Regions from separate parts of the Homo sapiens genome. Here region 1 is linked to region 2. A link is a contact called in ENCODE POLR2A ChIA-PET data. All regions are on one chromosome and are shown on one strand. Each heading gives the region's core, a stretch centred on a gene start or an enhancer-like site at or near the end of the contact. The rest is flanking DNA. Distances are from core to core; before and after follow the strand shown.

Evidence for each region. ChIA-PET counts read pairs that join two places held with the same protein, here RNA polymerase II (POLR2A).
Region 1: POLR2A ChIA-PET joins it to region 2 with 10 read pairs in B cell. The contact joins the enhancer-like site here to the promoter of TICAM1 in region 2. POLR2A ChIA-PET finds 5 or more read pairs at or near these places in 3 of 52 experiments (AG04449, B cell and K562).

The regions. Positions count from the first base shown.
Region 1 is chr19:5,059,016-5,063,417 of GRCh38, forward strand. All of the region lies in intron 6 of KDM4B (lysine demethylase 4B), which reads left to right. Among named protein-coding and RNA genes, the nearest start is that of KDM4B, 92 kb to the left of the region's middle. Within about 2 kb of position 1,740, at least 7 of the 41 ENCODE cell types and tissues checked have a DNase peak (open chromatin) inside an H3K27ac peak, as active enhancers do.
Region 2 is chr19:4,829,155-4,833,525 of GRCh38, forward strand. TICAM1 (TIR domain containing adaptor molecule 1) reads right to left here and starts at 2,558. Exons shown (of 2, transcript NM_182919.4): 1 at 2,460-2,558. RefSeq lists silencers at 2,275-2,394, 2,405-2,694.

The sequences.
Region 1 (4,402 bases), core at 490-2,989, 230 kb after region 2:
GGGGTCTGTGCGTGCCCGCGGGTCCCTCCCACTGCAGCCGGCGAGGCTGGCCCTGACCCAGAGTCGCCCGCCCACCCAGTCTACGTAGGCATTAGAGGTTTGGGTTCTGAGCTCAGGGCCTGGTTTCCATGGCAAATTTCTCTCCCTTCGGCGAGGCTGCTGCCGGCGGGGTTCAGCTCCCCAGAAGGGAGATGGCAGCAAATCTGCGGGAGGAGAGTCTTCGTTATCTTTGCTTAAAAATTGGGCAGCGCATGGCTTCCTCCCCTCCACACTCGCCAGCAGCAGGGGACAGGAGCGCTGGCTGCCTTCTGATGAAACGGGGCGGGCGCAGGATGGGGCCGATGACAGCGATGCTAATGGCCCTCATTCAGCAGCCTCCCGCCGAGGGCTCGGGCCGCTTGTTCTCCCTGACCTGATTGCGAGCCAAGCAGACTTAACCCGTGTGTGAGCCAAACCCTCCCGGAGCTCCAGAGCCCAGCCCGGGTCCCCGAGGCCCAGGGAGGGACCCAGCATCCTGCGGCCTCTGCCCGTGGTGGGCACAGGCTGAGACTTAGGTCATAGGAACAGGAGCGCGTAGCCTCATGGCCATCGGCCTGTGTGTGAGACAGTTCAACTCCCGTGCTCTCCAAAGCTAGTCCCATCATTACACGCGCCATTTAGGACGCTCCAGGCCATCTCGGTCACCAGGGGCCTGGCGGTCACCGTGTTTCCTCATGAGGCTCAGTGGGTGCTGTGTGTCTGTGGGTGCCGGTGATGAAATAAATGTAAGCATAGAGGCATCAGAGCATTTTAATAGATGGGAGCCTCCACAGCCTGCAGGTATCCAGACGACGTTCTGCACACAGAGACTCAGACTCCCACCAGGGCCTCACGCCCCACTGCCTCTCCGGGATGCCTGCGTGTGGCTCACTCCCACCACGGGCACATCAGCCCTGGTGCCCAGCTGGCCTTCTGCAGAGCCTGGTGCTGGAGCAGCTTCTCGAATTCTCTGCTGCCTCCTCCCCACAGCCTTCCAGGGCCTCAGAGCTGCTGCCAGGCCAGCACCTCCTTGGGCCCGTGTTGAGGCCCCACGGGGCTGGGCTCATGTGGGAGCTGATCTTGGCCGGGTGATCCCTCACTGCTCTGGACAAAAGGGAGCCATGGGCCGGGCATGGTGGCTCACGCCTGTAATCCCAGCACTTTGGGAGGCCAAGGTGGGCGGATCACCTGAGGTCGGAGTTTGAGACCAGCCTGGCTAATGTGGTGAAACCCCGTCTCTATTAAAAATACAAAAATTAGCCGGGTGTTGTGGTGGGTGCCTGTAGTCCCAGCTACTCGGGAGGCTGAGACAGGAGAATGGCGTGAACCCGGGAGGTGGAGGTTGCAGTGAGCCAAGATTGTCCCATCCAGCCTGGGTGACGGAGGAAGACTCTGTCTCCAAAAAAAAAAAAAAAAAAAAAAAAAAAAAAGGGAGCCATGATTGTTCTCCAGCTGCAGTCCCTGTCTCTTCAGACCCTCTGTGCTCTTAGGAGACTGTCGTTGTTCTCTCCTTTTTAAACCATCCTGTGCCTTTTAACAGAATAAACGGCAAGGGGTCCCCACTGAGGTCGAATAATGCTGGAGGAGGGCCGTGGGTCCAGGCATGGTGGGGGCTGCCTCCTGGTTGTTGATGAGCAGAAATTCAGGCCGGTTTGACGGCAGGCACGTGAGGGAGGTTGCTGTGTGTCAGTGGCCCTGTGTCCCTGGCACTGTGTCCGAACCTGACAGCCGCCGCTGTGTCACTGGGCACCTGCCCTGCGCACCCTCCCCTGTGACGGGCACTCTCACAGCTTTCCTGGCGAGGCTGAGGGAAAAACATGGCAAACAACTCGCACATGACTTTGCGTTTTTGGCCTTGTCATATAATAAAAGTAATTTGTGGGCCTAAAATAAATCAGGGCTGGGGATCAGATGCCTCCAATCTGGCCTTTAATTGCAGGCGTGACATGGCTTGCCTCGGCGAGTCTGCTCCTAATTAAAGTGGGCTGGCGGTGTATGAAGTTCGCACGGATCCTCAGGGTGCTGACCCAGCCCCGGTTCCGGAGGGCCAGTGTGACGACACCTCGTGGCCCAGGAGAGCAGGGCGGGCCACCCATGGCCACCGTGCCAGGAATGGGGTCTTCTGGCTGGCCCTGCGAGAGCCGAGAGCTCTGTCTCCTCCGCCTGCTGCTCCGCTTTGTCGGGCATTCCTGTGGGCGGCTCTCCCCATCCCAGGCTCCCCATCTTCCCTGAGCCGAGGCTCCCAGGACTCTGCTGGTCTCCTGTGTGTCTCAATAAAAGGTCATTATTTGAAATCATTGTCACCACTGGTTTAAGATACCAAATTCCATCATCTCTTGTCCCGTAAAACGATCCATTAAAGATAAAGCCACTGCAGCTCAATAAGGCTGTTTCCTGGGAACAAGCCACCCTGCTCCCTGGCAGATCCTATCTCCCAAGCAAGTATTAGTATCTGCCACATAAAGGAGCCCCTGTGCTGGGGACAAATGAGGGAGGTGGCCTTTCCCCAGGATGAGGCTCCATGAAAGAAGATTTTTCCAGTAGAAACAGGCAGGTTGGCTCATGCCTGTAATTCCAGAGCTTTGGGCAGCTGAGGCCAGAGGATTGCTTGAGCCAGCCACTGGAGCTCGAGAACAGCCTGGGCAACATTGCAAGACTCCATCTCTACAAAAAAAGAAGAAAAAATCAGCTGGGTGTAGGGCGCACACCTGTCATCTTTTAGCTACATGGGAGGCTGAGGAGGGAGTATTGCTTGAGCCTGGGAATTTGAGGCTGCAGCAAAGACCCTGTCTCTTAAAAAAAAAAAACAAAAAACAACAACAAAAAACAACAACAAAAAAAAACAGAAGAAAGAAATAGGGTAGCTTTCCATCAGATATTGGAGGAGTTCTGTCATTGCCTTGGGAGGAGCCGTGCAGCCCAGGCTGGGCTCCATTTCTGCAGCGGTGGCATCTGGGGGAGCAGGGCTGGCCCCGCAGAATGCCAGGGCTGGAGCCTTCCCCATGGGGCCTGCACCTGCTCTGGGACTCCCGTTTCTCCTGTGAGTCTTTGCGAAAGGGTCTCACTCCTCCTCTTCCTGCCCTCTGTCCGGTCCCCTGTAATCTCTCCCTCCCAGCAGGCTGCGGTTGGTGACATCTCCTCTCCCTCTCTCTCAGCCAGGATATGGGACCTCAGTGCTCTTGGCAGTTCCCGGGCTGTCTGTGTGTCCTGGCCTGTGGATCCACTCCCTTGCCTGTGCAGGCACTTTTTCTAACATCTTTATCTCTCCAGACTGACCTGTGGGGCAGCTGCCTGTCCTGGGCGACCCATCCTCCTGGGGTGGCCATCGGTAGCATGCCTTTCCTGCTGCTGGCGACTACGTGATGAGCTCTGGCACCTGCCCTTCCTCCCGTCCGTCCCCATGCGCTGTTGCAGGGGTGTGGAGGGGTTTTACCCAGGGAGGCACTGGCTTCCCAGGTCAGAGCCTGTGAGTACAGCAGGCAAGTGCACTACCAGGTCTGTGTGTGGCCTTGTTTGTGGAGAGAATTCCTGCTCCACCCTAGACGAGGGACAGGTTTACCCTAGTGGGTTTAGAGTGTTCTGTTAATGTTCTTTCTGCTGTAGAGGAAACCCTCTTTTTGTTGACTTTTTTTTTTAATTAAAAATTCTGCCACCTTGCTGGGCTGTGTTTAATTCTATAGTTTTACCAGTTTCTTTGTTTGCTTAGATTTCCTAAGTAGAAACTTATGTTATAATTAAACTGTTTTTTTTTTTTTTTTTTTTTTAGAGATAGAGTTTCCCTCTGTTGCCTAGGTTGGAGTGCAGTGGTGCAGTCATGGCTCACTGCAGCCTCAACCTCTTGGACTCCAGTGATCCTCCTGCCTCAGCATTCTGAGGAGCTGGGAACACAGGCATGCACCATCACGCCTTACTTAGACGTTTATATTATGATTTTAAGAAGTTTGTCTTATCCCTTCTGCTTGGTAAACCCTTTGTCTTTTTCTTGATATATCACATTGGCTAGTGTCTCTAGTGCAGTGTGACGTGTGCTGTGATGATGGGCAGGTTGTGTCCTCTCCTGCCTCGCCATGAAGGTGGTAGTGGGAGAGTCCCTGCTAGTCCTGGTTGCCTGAGAATTTTTGTACCAAATGCTTTGGAATTTTTGATAGATATTAATTTTTGGAATGTCTTTGCAACCTTGGAGATAAACTCTTCTTGGTCTTGCAATAGCCTACTGTGCTTGACTCACTAATGCTGTATTTAGGATTTTTACATCCACGTGGGACTGGCTGATCATTTTCTTGCGTGTTCTTTGTTGGTGCTGGGGTTTCCCATTTGTTCATTTATTCATCCATTTGGAAAATATGCCGGATTCAGAAAACGAGCTCAGTAACGTCAGATATTC
Region 2 (4,371 bases), core at 1,308-3,807:
GTGCCTGGCACACGCATGCCCCACAAACATTAGCATGCAAGACTGAAACCTCCTTGCAAGAAGGACTCAGGGGAGTTTTGCAGAAAACACGACAAAGCCAGCCAGACTTAGAATCATCAAGGCAGGACCATCTCCACCTGAATGCCTGGCAAATCTCTAAAATCACGTGGTCTTTCTTCTCATTCTCTCTGCCCCCCCGGGCCTGAACTCAACTCTATTTCAGTGACTGCCCCAGCTTCCCCCGCCCGCCTCCCCTGCCCACTGCCACCTCCACCTTCTCGAGACCCAGCAAGTTTCATTTCTCACTGTCCATGGCTGGGACAAAGTCCACTCCTCACTCTGAAGAGCAGGCGCCTGGCGGGACAAAAACACCCATGGGGTAGGAGGGTTCTGGCTCTGCCACCTGCCGGCTTGTGTGGTCTGTTTCTCAGCCTCAGCTTCCTCATTTATAACACCCACATGAACTGGTACTTAGGATGAATGGGAGTCTGTTTTGAAGCTTTCATGCGAAAATATGGTTAAAAAGTTTAGATCAGTGCCCAGCAAGGAGCAAGAGCTTGATATAATAATATTAGTGTGACAATAAATATTGGCAGACTTTTTCTCTTCCTCTTCCTTTTTAAAAAAATTTTTGATTTTTAATTTCATTTCTTTTTTTTTTTTTTTTTTTTTTTGACACAGAGTCTTGCTGTGTCGCCCAGGCTGGAGTGCAGTGGCGTGGTCTGGGCTCACTGCAACCTCCGCCTCTTGGGTTCAAGTGATTCTCCTGCCTCATCCTCCTGAGTGGCTGGGATTACAGGCATGCACCACCACGCCCCGCTAATTTTTGTATTTTTAGTAGAGACAGGGTTTCGCCATGTTGGTCAGGCTGGTCTCAAACTCCTGACCTCAGGTGATCTGCCTGGGATTACAGGCGTGAGCCACCTGCCCAGCCCCATTTCATTTTTTTTAGAGACAGGGTCTCACTCTGTCACCCAGGCTGGAGTGCAGTAGTGGGATCACGGCTCACTGCAGCCTTGAACTCCCGGGTTCAAGTGATCCTCCCACCTCAGCCTCCCGAGTAGCTGGGACTACAGGTGTGCGGCACCACACCTGGCTAATTTTTGTATTTTTGGTAGAGACAGAGTCTCACCCATGTTACCCAGGATCCTGGGCTCAAGCAATCCACCTGCCTCAGCCTCCCAAAGTGTTGGGATTACAGGCATAAACCACTGCACCCGGCTAACTTTCTTTTTGAATTTTTTTGTAGAGGTGGAGTCTCGCTATGCTGCCCAGGCTTGTCTTGAACTCCTGGGCTCAAGTGATCCTCCCACCTTGTCCTTTTTAAATGTTTTAACCACCTCTCCCACTCTCCTTCCCACACTCTCATGCAGCCTTTCATGCATCGAATATGCATTTATTGAGCACCTACTAGGTCCAGGAACTGTTCAAAGTGCCACTGCATATCAAGGCAGGCACATCTACCCTCACAGAGCTCCCAGTCTGGTTCAGGGAGACCAACAGTAAGCGAGAAAATAACCCAAGATCATTTCAGAGAATGAAAAGTAACGTGAAAGCCATGAGCCGGGGGCTGTGTGGCTCTGAGAGACTGGCTGGGAAGGGGCTACAGGGGACCACGGTGGTCAAGGGAGGCCTTTGGGGACAGGAGGTAACATTGAGCTGAGACCTAAAGGAGCTGAGGGAGGAGGCTGGGTGGAGATCAGGGAGGAAAGCTTCTGGAAGGTGAAGCCACCTGCCCAAAGGCCCTGGGGCAGGACTGCGCCTGGTGAGCTGGAGGAACAGTAAGGAAGCCCATGTGGCTGGATAACCGTTAGGAGGGGGAGAAAGGAAGAAGGTGTGTGGTGGTACAGGGTGTGAGGTTGGGATCCTGGGTGTCAGGGAAGAGTTTGGGGTGTCAGGGAGGAATTTGGGGTGTCTGGGAGGAATCTGGGGTATTCGGGAGGGATCCTGGGTGTTGGGGAAGAATCCAGGGTGTCAGAGAGGGGTCCTGGGTGTCACGGAGGAATTTGGGGTATCAGGGAGGGACCTTGGGTGTCAGGGAGAAATTCAGGGCGTTGAGAGAAATATGGGGTGTGAGGTAGGAAGCTTGGGTGTCAGGAATTTGGGGTGAGAAGGAATATGGGGTTTCAGGTAGGAATCCTGGGTGTTGGGGAGGAATCTGGGGTGTCCGGGAGGAATCTGGGGTTTGGGGGAGGGGTCAGGCTGTCGGGGAGGAAGCCAGGGTGCTGGGGAGGATCCCGACAGTGGGGGAGGATCTGGGCCACCAGCGCGGGGAGCTGGAGGTTGAGGGGAACGTCAACCTCCCAACGCGCGGCGCCAGGCCCCCTCCTCCGCACCGGGGCCCTAAGAGGGAGGCCAGGTGGCCTGGAGCCCTGGCGAGCGGCACGGGCTCAGGGCCACCCCCCACACCCCCGACACCTTCTCCACCTCAGGCCCGTCCTCGCCCCTTCCCCACCTACCAGGGATCCGGGGCTGCCGGCTGCGCCACTGGGTCCTGGGGTCCTGGGGGCTGGGGCTTCTGCGGAGTTGCCCGCGGACCGTAGCGCGCTGAGGGCGCTGGCTCCACCCCGCGGCCCGCGCCCTGGGAAGGAAGCGCGCCGCCCCTTCCGCGTCCCGGGTGGGTGTGGGACGTGAGGTCACGGTTTCGGAGTCCTGCCCCGCAGCACCGGGAAAGTCCCCGGGTCGCCCCGCACCCATGCGCTCTCTTCCCAACCCTTGCGGTCACGTTCAGCAAGTGTGAGCACCTACTGTCTGCAGGGGGCCAGAAGAACTCGCATCTGCTCTCGGGGAGCCCACAGTCATCTGGGCGGGGGTCCCAGATGAGAAAGTAATCACAATTGTAAAGTGGGATCATCTCCGTTAGTGATAGGTGCTTTCCAGGAAATAAATGTAGCAGCTGTTTTTATTTTATTTCTCTTATTTTATTTGTTTGTTTGTTTATTTATTTTTTTATTTATTTTCCGAGACGGAGTTTCGCTCTTGTTGCCCAGGCTGGAGTGCAATGGCGCAATCTCAGCTCACTGCAACCTCCGCCTCCCGGGTCCAAGCAATTCTACTGCCTCAGCTTCCTGAGTAACTGGGATTACAGGCATGTGCCACCACACCTGGCTAATTTTGTATTTTTAGTAGAGATGGAGTTTCTCCACCTTGGTCAGCGTGGTCTCGAACTCCCAACTTCAGGTGATCCACCTGCCTTGGCCTCCCAAAGTGCTGGGATTACAGGTGTGAGCCACCGTGTCCGGCCTCCCTTTTTTTTTTTTTTTTTTTTAGTTGGAGTCTTACTCTGTGGCCTAGGCTGGAGTGCGGTAGTGCGACCTCGGCTCACTGCAACCTCCACCTCATGGGTTCAAGCGATTCTCCTGCCTCAGCCTCCTGAGTAGCTGGGATTACAGGCACGTGCCACCACACCTGGCTAATTTTTGTATTTTTAGTTGAGATGGGGTTTCACCATGTTGGCCAGGCTGGTCTCGAACTCTTGACCTCAGGTGATCTGCCCGCCTCGGCCTCCCAAAGTGCTGGGATTACAGGCGTGAGCCGCTGCGCCCGGCCTAATTTTATGATTATAATAATTATTATTATTTGAAACGGGGTCTCCCTATATTACCCAGGCTGCTTTCAAACTTCCAGGCTCAAGCAATCCTCCCGCCTCGGCCTCTCAAAGTGCTAGGATTACAGGTGTGAGCCACCGCACCTGGCCTATATTATTTTTATCACCACATTAAATAAGATCTAATAATCACAGTGATTTTGCCGTGGTGACAAGTGTCAGATGTGTTTCTGGTTGCAATGCAATCTGAAAGTATCTGTGGTTTTTATTAGGGACAAACGGACAAAGTCCCAGGTCCTGTGGTTGTCTTCATTAATAATTGAGGGAATGGTAATTATCAGTTAGAGTCAGTGAAAATAAAGATGTGAAATTTTTTTCCTCCATCAGAATTCACAGACACCCTGAACACCCCTAAGAGGCTCAGGGACCCCAGGCTGAAGTTCACCTAAAAGTTCTTGTAGGGAGATAGCAATGGAAGTTATGTTGATGTCAAATCCCCCACAGTTCCCCTTATTGAGTACTTCTCTCCAGTGAGGGAGAAATTTTATTGAGCACTGACTGTGTTCCAGGAACGTCTAGGCTCTGGGAATACAGTAGCGGGGAAGACAGAAATGGTCTTACCCTTCAGGGTCTCCAGGGCTGGTGGGGGAGAGAAAGTTAAACACATCCTCCTGGCCTCTCTGTCTCCCACCCCAAAATTACCAATTCAAGGAGTGTCTCATAGGTGCTTGTACCCATGCAAAACTGTGCCCAGACTTTTTTTTTTTTTTTTTTTTTGAGACAGAATCTCACTCAGTCACCAGGCTGGAGTGCAGTGGTGCAAT